Linked DNA regions of Homo sapiens: region 1 is linked to region 2. The links are chromatin contacts, found by Hi-C or POLR2A ChIA-PET in ENCODE. All regions are on one chromosome and are shown on one strand. Each heading gives the region's core, a stretch centred on a gene start or an enhancer-like site at or near the end of the contact. The rest is flanking DNA. Distances are from core to core; before and after follow the strand shown.

The links. Hi-C counts contacts between places; a loop is a spot of excess contacts on that map. ChIA-PET counts read pairs that join two places held with the same protein, here RNA polymerase II (POLR2A). Pooled maps may share reads with other maps.
Region 1: a pooled map shows a loop between it and region 2 (3-fold over the local background). The contact joins the enhancer-like site here to the promoter of PCGF5 in region 2. A Hi-C loop is called at or near these places in 3 of 50 pooled maps. POLR2A ChIA-PET finds 5 or more read pairs at or near these places in 4 of 52 experiments (GM12878, K562 and activated T-cell).

Annotation. Positions count from the first base shown.
Region 1 is chr10:91,296,616-91,301,782 of GRCh38, reverse strand. No RefSeq gene overlaps it. Among named protein-coding and RNA genes, the nearest start is that of PCGF5, 79 kb to the right of the region's middle. Within about 2 kb of position 3,007, at least 4 of the 41 ENCODE cell types and tissues checked have a DNase peak (open chromatin) inside an H3K27ac peak, as active enhancers do.
Region 2 is chr10:91,218,702-91,223,936 of GRCh38, reverse strand. PCGF5 (polycomb group ring finger 5) reads right to left here and starts at 3,274. Exons shown (of 10, transcript NM_032373.5): 1 at 3,101-3,274; 2 at 954-1,248. The coding sequence starts at 1,065. RefSeq lists silencers at 2,651-2,945, 2,635-3,094, 3,165-3,474 and an enhancer at 3,665-3,734.

The sequences.
Region 1 (5,167 bases), core at 1,758-4,257, 78 kb before region 2:
CCATCCCCCCAAATTTTTGCCATCCCAACACTTTACCACTATTTCATTTTATTTTTCTTATTAATATAACAAGACAGGAATGTCAGGCCTCTGAGCCCAAGCTAAGCCATCATATCCCCTGTGACCTGCACGTACACATCCAGATGGCCTGTTCTTGCCTTAACTGATGACATTATCTTGTGAAATTCCTTCTCCTGGCTCATCCTGGCTCAAAAGCTCCCCTACTGAGCACCCTGTGACCCCCACACCTGCCTGCCAGAGAACAACCCCCTTTGTAATTTTCCTTTACCTACCCAAATCTTATAAAACAGCCCCACCCCATCTCCCTTTGCTGACTCTCTTTTCGGACTCAGCCCGCCTGCACCCAGCTGATTAAAAGCTTTATTGCTCACACAAAGCCTGTTTGGTGGTCTCTTCACATGGACACGAGTGAAATAAAGAACAGGTAAATAAATGATTATTTCTGAGTATGTCATGGAGGCTGTTTCCAGAGGAGATTGCCATGTGAGTCAATGGACTGAGTGGGGAAGATCTGCCCTCAATGTGGGCAGGCACCATCCAATCAGCTGGGTACCTGAATAGAACAAAAAGGTGAGTTCCTCTCTCTCTCTCCTGGATTTGGGGTATACTTTTCTTCTGTCCCTTGGACATCAGAACTCCAAGCTCCAACTTTTAGGCTCTAAAACTTACCACACTCCTCCACCCCACCCCAAGTTCTCAGGCCTTCAGCTTCGGACTGAGAATTACACCACCTGCTTCCCTAGTTCCAAGGCCTTTGAACTTAGACTGAGCCATGCTACCAGCATCCCAGGGTCTCCAGCTCGCAGACAACCTGTCTTAGCCAATTCCCCTAATAAATTCCTTTTTATCTATCTATCTATCTATCTATCTATCTATCTATCTATCTATCTTCTATCTTCCCTCTCTCTCTCTCTGTAGACACACACACACACACACACACACACACACACACACACACTATTGGTCCCATATCTATGGAGAACCCTAATACTGAACCTTCCAGCTTCAGTCACCATAGGGAGATTGCTCAGTGTCAAGTCCAAAAAATTCTAACCAAAGGAGTCAAGAGTCAGTAGCCCACTTTGGATTGAGTGCCAGTTAGGTTGATGGGTCATGTACTATATACAGAGAGAGAGAGAGAAAGAGAGAGAGAGCTCCTGTGAGAAATACGGATGGGAAAGGTGGCAGTTTCTAGAAAAACAAGTATGTGAGTGTGGAGGAGACAATCCTATAGATCTCCATCCACTCTAACAATTAGCCTATTGTTTCCATAGTAAAATGGAATTTTATAAACATTAATGTCATAGAACCCATGATTCAACATTCAACCATTTGCAAATATTTTCCATTCTTTGCAAAAGCAATATCATTGGCAAGGCTAGCACAGGCTAGGTGTGGTTGTGATTTTCTTTTTGGTTGCTGTGCCAGAGGGACCCTTGCTTTTCAGGATTCCCAAGGATTAGAGCTTCCATGTGTCGAAGGTAAGGACAGAGTAAACAGGATGCATAATTCTTAGGCAGCATGAATGGCTGCAAAAAGGCCTTGAGGTTTCATCAGCCAGCATTTCTGAAGCATCTCCTATGCAGCAAGCATTCTGTAAGGTGATGCCCTCAGCAGTAGGCTGGTACCTCAATAAATATTTATGCAATAAATATTTGCTGAATGGAATATGTGTGTGGCATTTAGTGACCTTTGGTTCATTCTTGCTGAAGAGCCCAGCAGCTTCTCACATGCAAATGATGCCACAGTCACCCAAGCCCCTGTCACCACTGCAAACACAGACAGCTGCACCTTGGAAGATGGGAACCTGAAACATTTTCATGGGCTTACTTAGTTGATGGAGGTGATGGTGAAGGTGGGAGTGGAAGCTGTGGAGGTGTGGCAATTGAGAACACTGGGTCTCAAACTGTAGCATGTATTCAAATCACCTGGAAGGCTTGTTAAAACAGATTCCTGGGCTCTGCCCTAGTAGGTCCTTGGCAGGCCTGAGAATTTGCATTTCTAACAAGTTCCCAGGTAATACTGATGCTGCCGGCTGACTTTGAGAACCACAGAGCTATCAGAGTGGCCCTTCTCAAGCCTGGCTACACATTAAAAATCACCTGGTAGCCCCCTCCCCACTACCCTAGCAGAGACCAACTAGATGAGAATCTCTGGGAATTGGTCTGAGGTTATGTCTCAGCTCTACAGGTGATTCCAATGTGCATCCAGAGGCCATAATCAGTGCCTTACATCAACCAAGACAAATGTAAACATGATAGGGCAGAGAGAAGGCCCTTGGAGAGAGCCTTAGACACATGAAGTATAAGCTAAAATTCTTCTATGTCAGTTAGTTTGATTAGTACTGACTGCCAAATAGCAAAAGAAGCCCCCACAGATCCATGGGGTGGGGGGAGGCTCAGTACTTTTAAGATTTGTGAAGGGGTCCCAAGAACAAAACAATTGAGAACTAGCATTATTAGCTCTATGGTGAACAATAGGACCCTCAGGAAGTGCCAGACCTGGGAGGGAACTTGGGTACCCTACAACCGGGCTCTCATTTTACAGATGAGAAAACTGAGGCTCGGCTCTCTAGCGGTTTGCCGGCAGGTCACCCAAGGGGCAATGACAGAGCCAGCCCTGGGCTCTGATGGCAGCTTCTGTGCTTCCTGATTCCCATCCCTGGGATTGAGACCGGGACAACGCTTTTCCATAGGTGTTCCTAGATTAGCAGAGGATGCTGGGAACAGCTTTCTGTGGCTCATTCTTGCATAGAAAGAAAACCCTCCTAAAGGTTTTGGAATCTCGCCCTTCATGTTCACTGTGCTCACACAAAGCTCTTCTTTTCAGAAGCAGTTCTTTTCTCAGAACACTTCAAATGTAACAAATATACATCCATCAGCGTGGAGCGGCAATCAGCTCACTCACTATTCATTCGAGTTGGTGACCCAGGGCCTCCGCGCCCTGGAAACGCTCCACGGGGACACCGCGCCGTGCCAGAGAAGCTGGCCTCCAAACAACCCGCTGTAAACAGCTTTGCAGAGATCTTCCTCTGGAGGGCACAGATCCCTGGGATTGCTAGGATGAGGTTTCTCATTCTTTCCGAAGTAAAGGGAACTGGCAAAGTTAAAGCAGGAATGAAAGAGCTTTGATCTTATGAGGCGGAGGTGCTTATCCCAGCTGGGGTTAACAAGGAGGACATTCAAGCACTGCGAGCGGTCCACTCCTCGTTCTTGCATGCCCCAGCCCTGAAGGAAGTGGGTTGCAGCTCTCGTTACCCATCCTCCAGGTGGATCCTCTTCCTTCTGCCCGCCCTCAAAAGGCAAAGAACCACTGCGGGCTGATGGCGCCCTCTGGAGGCCGTGATGGGAAACTGTGTGCCTCAATTTTGCAGCCACGGCTGCCTTCCCCTCCCCCACTTTCCAGGGGCTCCTGCCCAGGTCGGGCTTCCCAAGGTCTCTTCCTCAGTACATTACACATACTCCTTCTTATGTGTGAGCACATAGATAGCAAAGCACCCAGAGGCACGCATACCCTTCTTTAACCCCCCGGTTCATCTCAAGTCTTACCTGTCAGTTATCTCACGTTAAAAAAAAAAAAAAAAAACAATTCCACCTCCCTCTTTTCATTCCATTTGTGTTGCCCAGAGTTTAATCACATCTGACAAGACTCACAGGGGTGTTAGTGAAAGAACTCTACCAAGGGAAAGAAACACCACCTGCAATGAAGTAAAACTGAGTGCAGTCAACAGATGTAATCCTGTAGGGCCTGGTGGGGCTGCCAGGCTCCCAGGTAGAGGAAACCACCATCGCAGTTTGCAGAAGACTAGTGGAGCTCCCGGGTCATGAGATTATTAAGTGCTAAAACCGGGACACTCCCATTAAAACTGTGGCAGTGGGTCGCCCTACTTCAAGGACTTGGTGGTCCAGAGGTTTCGCCTTCCTGGGAGATTTCTCCTTGATTCATTCGGGAGAAATGAAAGAACTGAGTGGGGAAGGAAAAATGAAAGTAAGTATTAAATAGCTCTTATAAATTACAGGAATTTGGGGAGCACCCATGCTTACGCAGACACGTAGGCAGATGTATAGAGTACACCGATTTGGATTTAATGTAGGATGACTATTGATTCCGTTTTTGAAGCATTCATACTAACAATGTCCCTTAAATAAAAGCAATCTCACATTTTTGTCAAAGAAACATTAATAATTTCCACTTATGCATGTTTGCGTAATTTCTTATTACTCTAGTTAAAAAGCTTATGCATCTCATAAAAGCTAAAAAGTAATAGCTGCTTTTAAATTTTATTTTTTATTTTTATGAGTACATAGTCGGAGTGTGTATTTATGGGGTATATGAGATGTTTTGATACAGGCATACAATGCATTATAATCACATCAGGGTAAATGGAGTATCTATCACCTCAAGCATTTATCATTTCTTTGTGTCACAAACATTCCAATTATACTTTTAGTTATTTTTAAATGTACAATAAATTACTGTTGACTGTAGTCACCCTGTTGTGCTATCACATTCTTATTTATTCTATCTAACTATATTTTTGTACCCATTAACCATCCCCAATGTCTTCCACTTCCTACTGCCCCTCCCAGCCCATGGTAATCATCATTGTGTTCTCTATCTCCATGAATTCAATTGTTTTAATTTTTAGTTCCCACAAATGAGTGAGAATATGTAAAATTTGTCTTCTGTGAATGGCTACTTTTTATTGAGCACTTGACTACTGAGAACCGCACTGTCTTTTTATCATACACAAATGATGGATGAGGAAACTGAGCCTTAGAGAGGCAGGTGACTTGCCCAAAGTAAATGGCAGAGAAATATTTGCATTCAGGTCCCTGACCACAAAGCCTGTGCTCTAAACCACACATATTAGATTTGTTTTGTATATGGTCTCTTACCTCATAAAAATAACACATTGCTTAACATTTTATAAGCGTCTCCCTCCACTGTCATCCCAATAGTCTTTCAGCCTACAATTAATCCTCCTCCAGTTTGTTTCCTGTGGCTTAGAATTTTGTTCCCTGGTAAAGGGCAAGTATCCCCTGTAAATTTCCCAGTTGACCAGGAGAGATCAGACTTGAGCTGCAGTCACACCTTGAGCTGATTTTTTTTTTTTTTTTTTTTTTATGGGGGAACATTGGCGAGA
Region 2 (5,235 bases), core at 2,025-4,524:
CATGGTATATTAAAGAGCATGGGTTTTGGAGTTGAATATAGGTCCACCACTCATTAGCTATGAGACTAGACAAGTTACTTATCCATTAGTTTCCACATCCATAAAATGAAGATAAATCTCTATACCTTCTCTCTCCCCCTACATCTACTCCAAAATGCTCCCAGGTCATTGTAAAGCTAAGATGAAATCACATATATCTCATTTTGGTGCACATACTAGGCATTAAACTATAACTTACTGGAATTACTTTCACTGAAATAAAAAATGAAATCATGCTGGCAGAAACACAAAGAGTATGTGTAATCTTGGCATAAGTGGCAGTAAAAAATGCCTCTTCCTCTTCCAATGGGACAGTTGAGAATGAAATCTGCTAGGAGCTCCACAGGTATACTACTACTAGAACAGTGATTCTCAAACTTAAGCATGCTTCAGAATCACCTGGAGGGCTTGTTAAAACAGATTGCTGGGCCCACTCTCAGAGTCTCCGGCTCATTAAATCTAGGGTAGGGCCTGATAATCTGCATTTCTAACAAGTTCCTAGAACTTGCAATGACACTGGTGCTGCTAGTCTAGGAATCACACTTTGAGAACCAGCGAATTAAGAGTCTGCATATCCTAAAAGAATCTCTGAGATTAATTCCTTGAGTATAAATTTTTAAAATAAAAAAACCTGAAATAGTTCACTTAAAAAAACCATAACTGATAATATGCTTATGATTTTTAGAATATTTTACAATGTGATAAGAGTCAACTACTGAGATTCAAATAAAAGCAAAATTTCATGCCACTGGCAACCCAATGACAAATATTCTGAAAATTCAAAGTTAAAATAATTATTAGAATACTCATTTCTTAAAAGTTACAACATAGATAAAAACAAAACATGGCAATTTTAAAAGAACAAAATGTACATATAAACTTTGATAGGTATAATAACCTAAAAGAATACTTACATGTATGGAGGCATTCCGTCACTGTTGTTGGCTTGATCAGATACCCTTTACAGATATAGCAGGTAATGTAAGGATTAAAATCTTTCACCAAGTGTTTCCTTTGGGTAGCCATTCGTGGCTAGTGAAGACTGGCTTTAGTAGTCTGGGCAAAGAGGGGTCCTAAGTAGATGAAAGTCTGATCCCAGGAGCTGGTGTGTCGTTCCCAGTAGGATGTCCTGAGGCATGAGAACTAGCATCCAGATTTATCATGAGATCGTTGATCATCACTCCTTTTGGTGGTTCCGCTTTCCCATGTCTGTTTCCAAAATCATTTCAAAAAGATGAGAGAAAAAAGCGTCAAATTCCTCATAATGTATTAATGTCATTCTATTAACAGCAAGTGTTACATGTTCCCAATTGGGTGAATAGGTGAATAGAACATATCCTTCATTGTATCATTAACTTGCAAATCTGCTATAATTCAGAATAATGACAAATTCATCCAGTCCTGGAACCTCAACTACCACCTCTATACTAATGACACCCAAAGCTATTAACTACAGTTTGATATCTTTACCTCTTCACTAATGCATTTTAACTATCTGCTTGACTGCTCTATTAGGAGTCCCTGCCAATACAAGTTAAAAGATTAAAAACTTAAGTAATTATCCTCCCTATCAAAATGTTCCCCATTTCCATTTTTAACCCTTCATCCAGTTACGAGTCAAACCAAGTTGATATCCTCTGCTATTCCATGCCCGGCTGCTCTACTTGTATATCACCTCTCCACCTGCAGTCCATCTTATATTCTGCTACGAGGCACATTTTATTTTGTGACACTTGGTTGGGTCTTCTTATCAACGAATGTCAGTGTCTTCTCTTTACAAACAGAAAAATGTTTCCCATTCTGTCACATAAGACCTTCTACAGGTTAACCTTAATATACCCTTCAACAACTTTCTTCAACCTGAAGGGATCACTCCTCTCCCACCGTCTCCTCTGCAGGTTCTAAGCACTCTATCCAACACGCCCTTTCTCTCCTCTGTCTGCATGCCACCTATCCTTCAAGCCCTTCTCCAATGCTATTCTCAGTGCAATCTTTCCCTAGTTTTTAATGCTTACTTCTTTCCTATTACATTTGCCTTTTATTTTGATTTATAGTTACGTTCATTCTTTACCTTCTTTGTTAGACCAAAAACTCTTCAATAGAAACTGGTCATATTTAGTAGATATATAACCTGGATAATGCTACTTTCCTGTCTCAGGTTTTTTTTTTTTTTTAACTGTAAAATATGTATCCTCTCAGAAAACACAACATGAAAGGTGTTGATTTTCCTAAGTGCATTCTATAAACAGGAACTTTCCCCCATCTTAGCTGTTAACTCATTGGTAAATATAAAGCAACCGGAAAGGTAAAAGGCATTCCATCAACACATACCCACTGCGAATGTGCAGGGAATAGGCTCTACGTGTAATCATCCTATCCTCTTGGGAAACCGTATTCGTGCGTGTAACAGAAAGCAAGCATAATTAAAAGACAGGGAATCAGGGTTCTGGCCCTTACCCCTGTATGACCTTCAGCAAACCGTTTCATATCTGAGCCTGGGTCTCGGCTTCCTCCTCTATAAGTTGGGATTAACTGCCTTGCCTTTCCCACAGGTTTGCCATGAAACTCCAAAGTAAGAGAAAGTCCTCTGGAAGAGGAAATGCACGGTCCCGACCTGGGGTGGTACTAAGATCCTAAGGCACAGAGCCCTGTGACCAAGACAGTTAAGGGAAGCAAGAACTTGCAATGACGGGGCGGGGGCAAGGGGGAACTTTTCTGCGTTCTCCGGCAGGACCCAGCGGTACAGCCCTGTGGGGTCCCAGCACAGCCGCGCCCGCCCGGCAGGTGCGCGGGCCCAGGCCCCGCGGGCGCGCTGCTCAGGCCGGGGAGAGCGAGCAGCCTTTCCCGGGGCCGGCGTCCGCAGCCGGCCGCTCTCCCCGCCGAGGTAGGCACAGCTCCGAAGCCCCCGCCCGGGTCGGTAGCCCCCTGCACCCGAAGGGCCCTCCCGGCTCCAGGCTGGGCCGGCCAGGGCAGGTGTCTGGAGGTGTCGCTCTCGCCTGAGGCGCAAACTTGGGTGAGGAGTCTGGCGTCCCTGCAGCTCCCCAGCCCGCCCGGTACCTACCCAGCGGCCGCCACCGCCGCCGCTCCTCGCCCGCCAGCGCGCCGGCCTCAGAGTGAAGGAAAGTGAAACAGAAACAGCACCCGCCGCGGCCTGGCCGGTCCCCGCGCCCCGTCTGCTCTCCCCCTGCAGGCGGGAGCGCGCCGGCTCTGTGGGGCCACTCGGCTCAGGCCCGACAGGGCGCGGCGGGCCTCGGGGCCCAGGTCCGGTGCCGCCTCCAAGGGCAACTCCACCCACTTCCAACCGGCGGCACCGCCCGCCCCGCCGCCCGGCCACGCCCCCGCCGCCCGGCCACGCCCACCACCACGCCCGGAGGCCGCGCCTGCCGCCTGCGCTGCTCGCAGGTGCAGCTGCCGCCCTGGCTCCCTGTGCTACACGTAGCTCTGGCCAAATATTATCTCGGTTCTTCTTATCCTCACCGTCCACCCCTTCGGTTGTTTACATCATAACAATGACTGGCATATTTTCCCTGGAGGGTTTAAAAGCAACGGTCAGTGATGAGACTGACGCACCCTGAGAATTTGTCTCTTCAGCTGCGTCTTCCCCAAGTCTGTCCCACCTGCGCCGAAGTGGGGACAAAGCCATCCCTTGATTTGCACCTTATCTGAAAATGACTGACAAACTTGTTACTGTAGTGTGGGTCCAGAGATCATGGTCGTTGACAACTATAAGCAAACGGGAACGTTGTGGAGGTTGAGGGTGGGGGGAGGGTGAGTGGTAAAGAAGCATTACTGTTTGCAACGTTCAAAACAAACAAAAACCCAGTACTCTTTCTAGTGGACTTTGAGATCTACAAGAGACCATTCACTGCAAAAACCTTCATTCAAAAATGTGTATTCTAGAAGCCAGAGCAGTGATGGCTTAAGAAAATGACAATAATAGAGGGTAGGGGAGACTGTCAATGCAAAATATTTGCTTTTTCTCCAACTGATAGGCGTTAACTTCTTACTAAAGTGATAGATGACTCTAAGTGGCAAACCAACAAACTTAACAACCGCTAGTCCAGCAGCCATACAAGTGTTCAAAGATCCATTTCAAATTTAAAATGCATCAAGCAGTAGACCAAGGCAGCTTTTTAAACTATCCATTTTATAATCAAACTTTGACATGTTTAAAAATTGCCATTTCTAATATCACAGCAGGAGCAATACATTTTCTGAAACAGCTTTAAATGACCACATTCGTATAGTCCTTTAAAGAACCATTTTCCAAAATCATACATGCCAATGTCCAAGCTGGGATCAACTTCATAAGTCGCAGCAATCACAATGAGTAAGAGAAAACAAGTGAGGTCAAATGACTTCATGGCAGTAGGATTACTCTTTATGCTTCATATCTTTCATTTCAGAGACTAAACAGAACAGTATGTGAAAAATCACACTACTTCTAGTGTGTTTAAAATATGCATTGGAGGATATTACTGTATATATACCACAATATATAAAAAAGACTTGGTATGTTCCTATTTTGTGTCTGAAACTATTTTAAATATGTTTTAAAAGAATAACAGTGGAGTCCAGGGGGCTTAAATGTGATTGGTGACCTATCACAAGTGCGGTTAATCAGTATTCCTGAAGGAAACGAGCTTGAAGGCGGGTTTTAGGATGACATATGTTAGCAATGAAGGAAGGGGTCACAAACATGTGATACAGCAGTACCTGAGGATGAATGTGGAGGTGGGGTTGCCAGAATGGACTTGGGATGAGGGAGAACTACAACTTTTATAAGGCAATCTGTGCTTTGTGTCTGGAGAGGCAGCAATAGTTTGCAGTTAAGTGTTCTGTGGTTTCGCCTCTGCCTTCTTCAGCAACCATTCCATCTCTCCCACCCCAATTTAAAAAAATGCACACATACACAAAATAAAAACAAGTTTAAAAACTCAAACATTTGTCTGGTTAAAAAAATAATAATAGGCCTGGCACGGTGGCTCATGCCTGTAATCCTAGCACTTCTGGAGGCCGAGGTGGGCGGATCATGAGGTCAGGAGTTTGAGACCAGCCTGGCCAATATGGCGAAACCCCATCTCTACTAAAACAAAAATCAGCCGGGCATGGTGACATGCGCCTGTAGTCCCAGCTACTCAGGAGGCAGAGGCAGGAGAATCGCTTGAACCTAGGAGGTGGAAGTTGCAGTGAGCC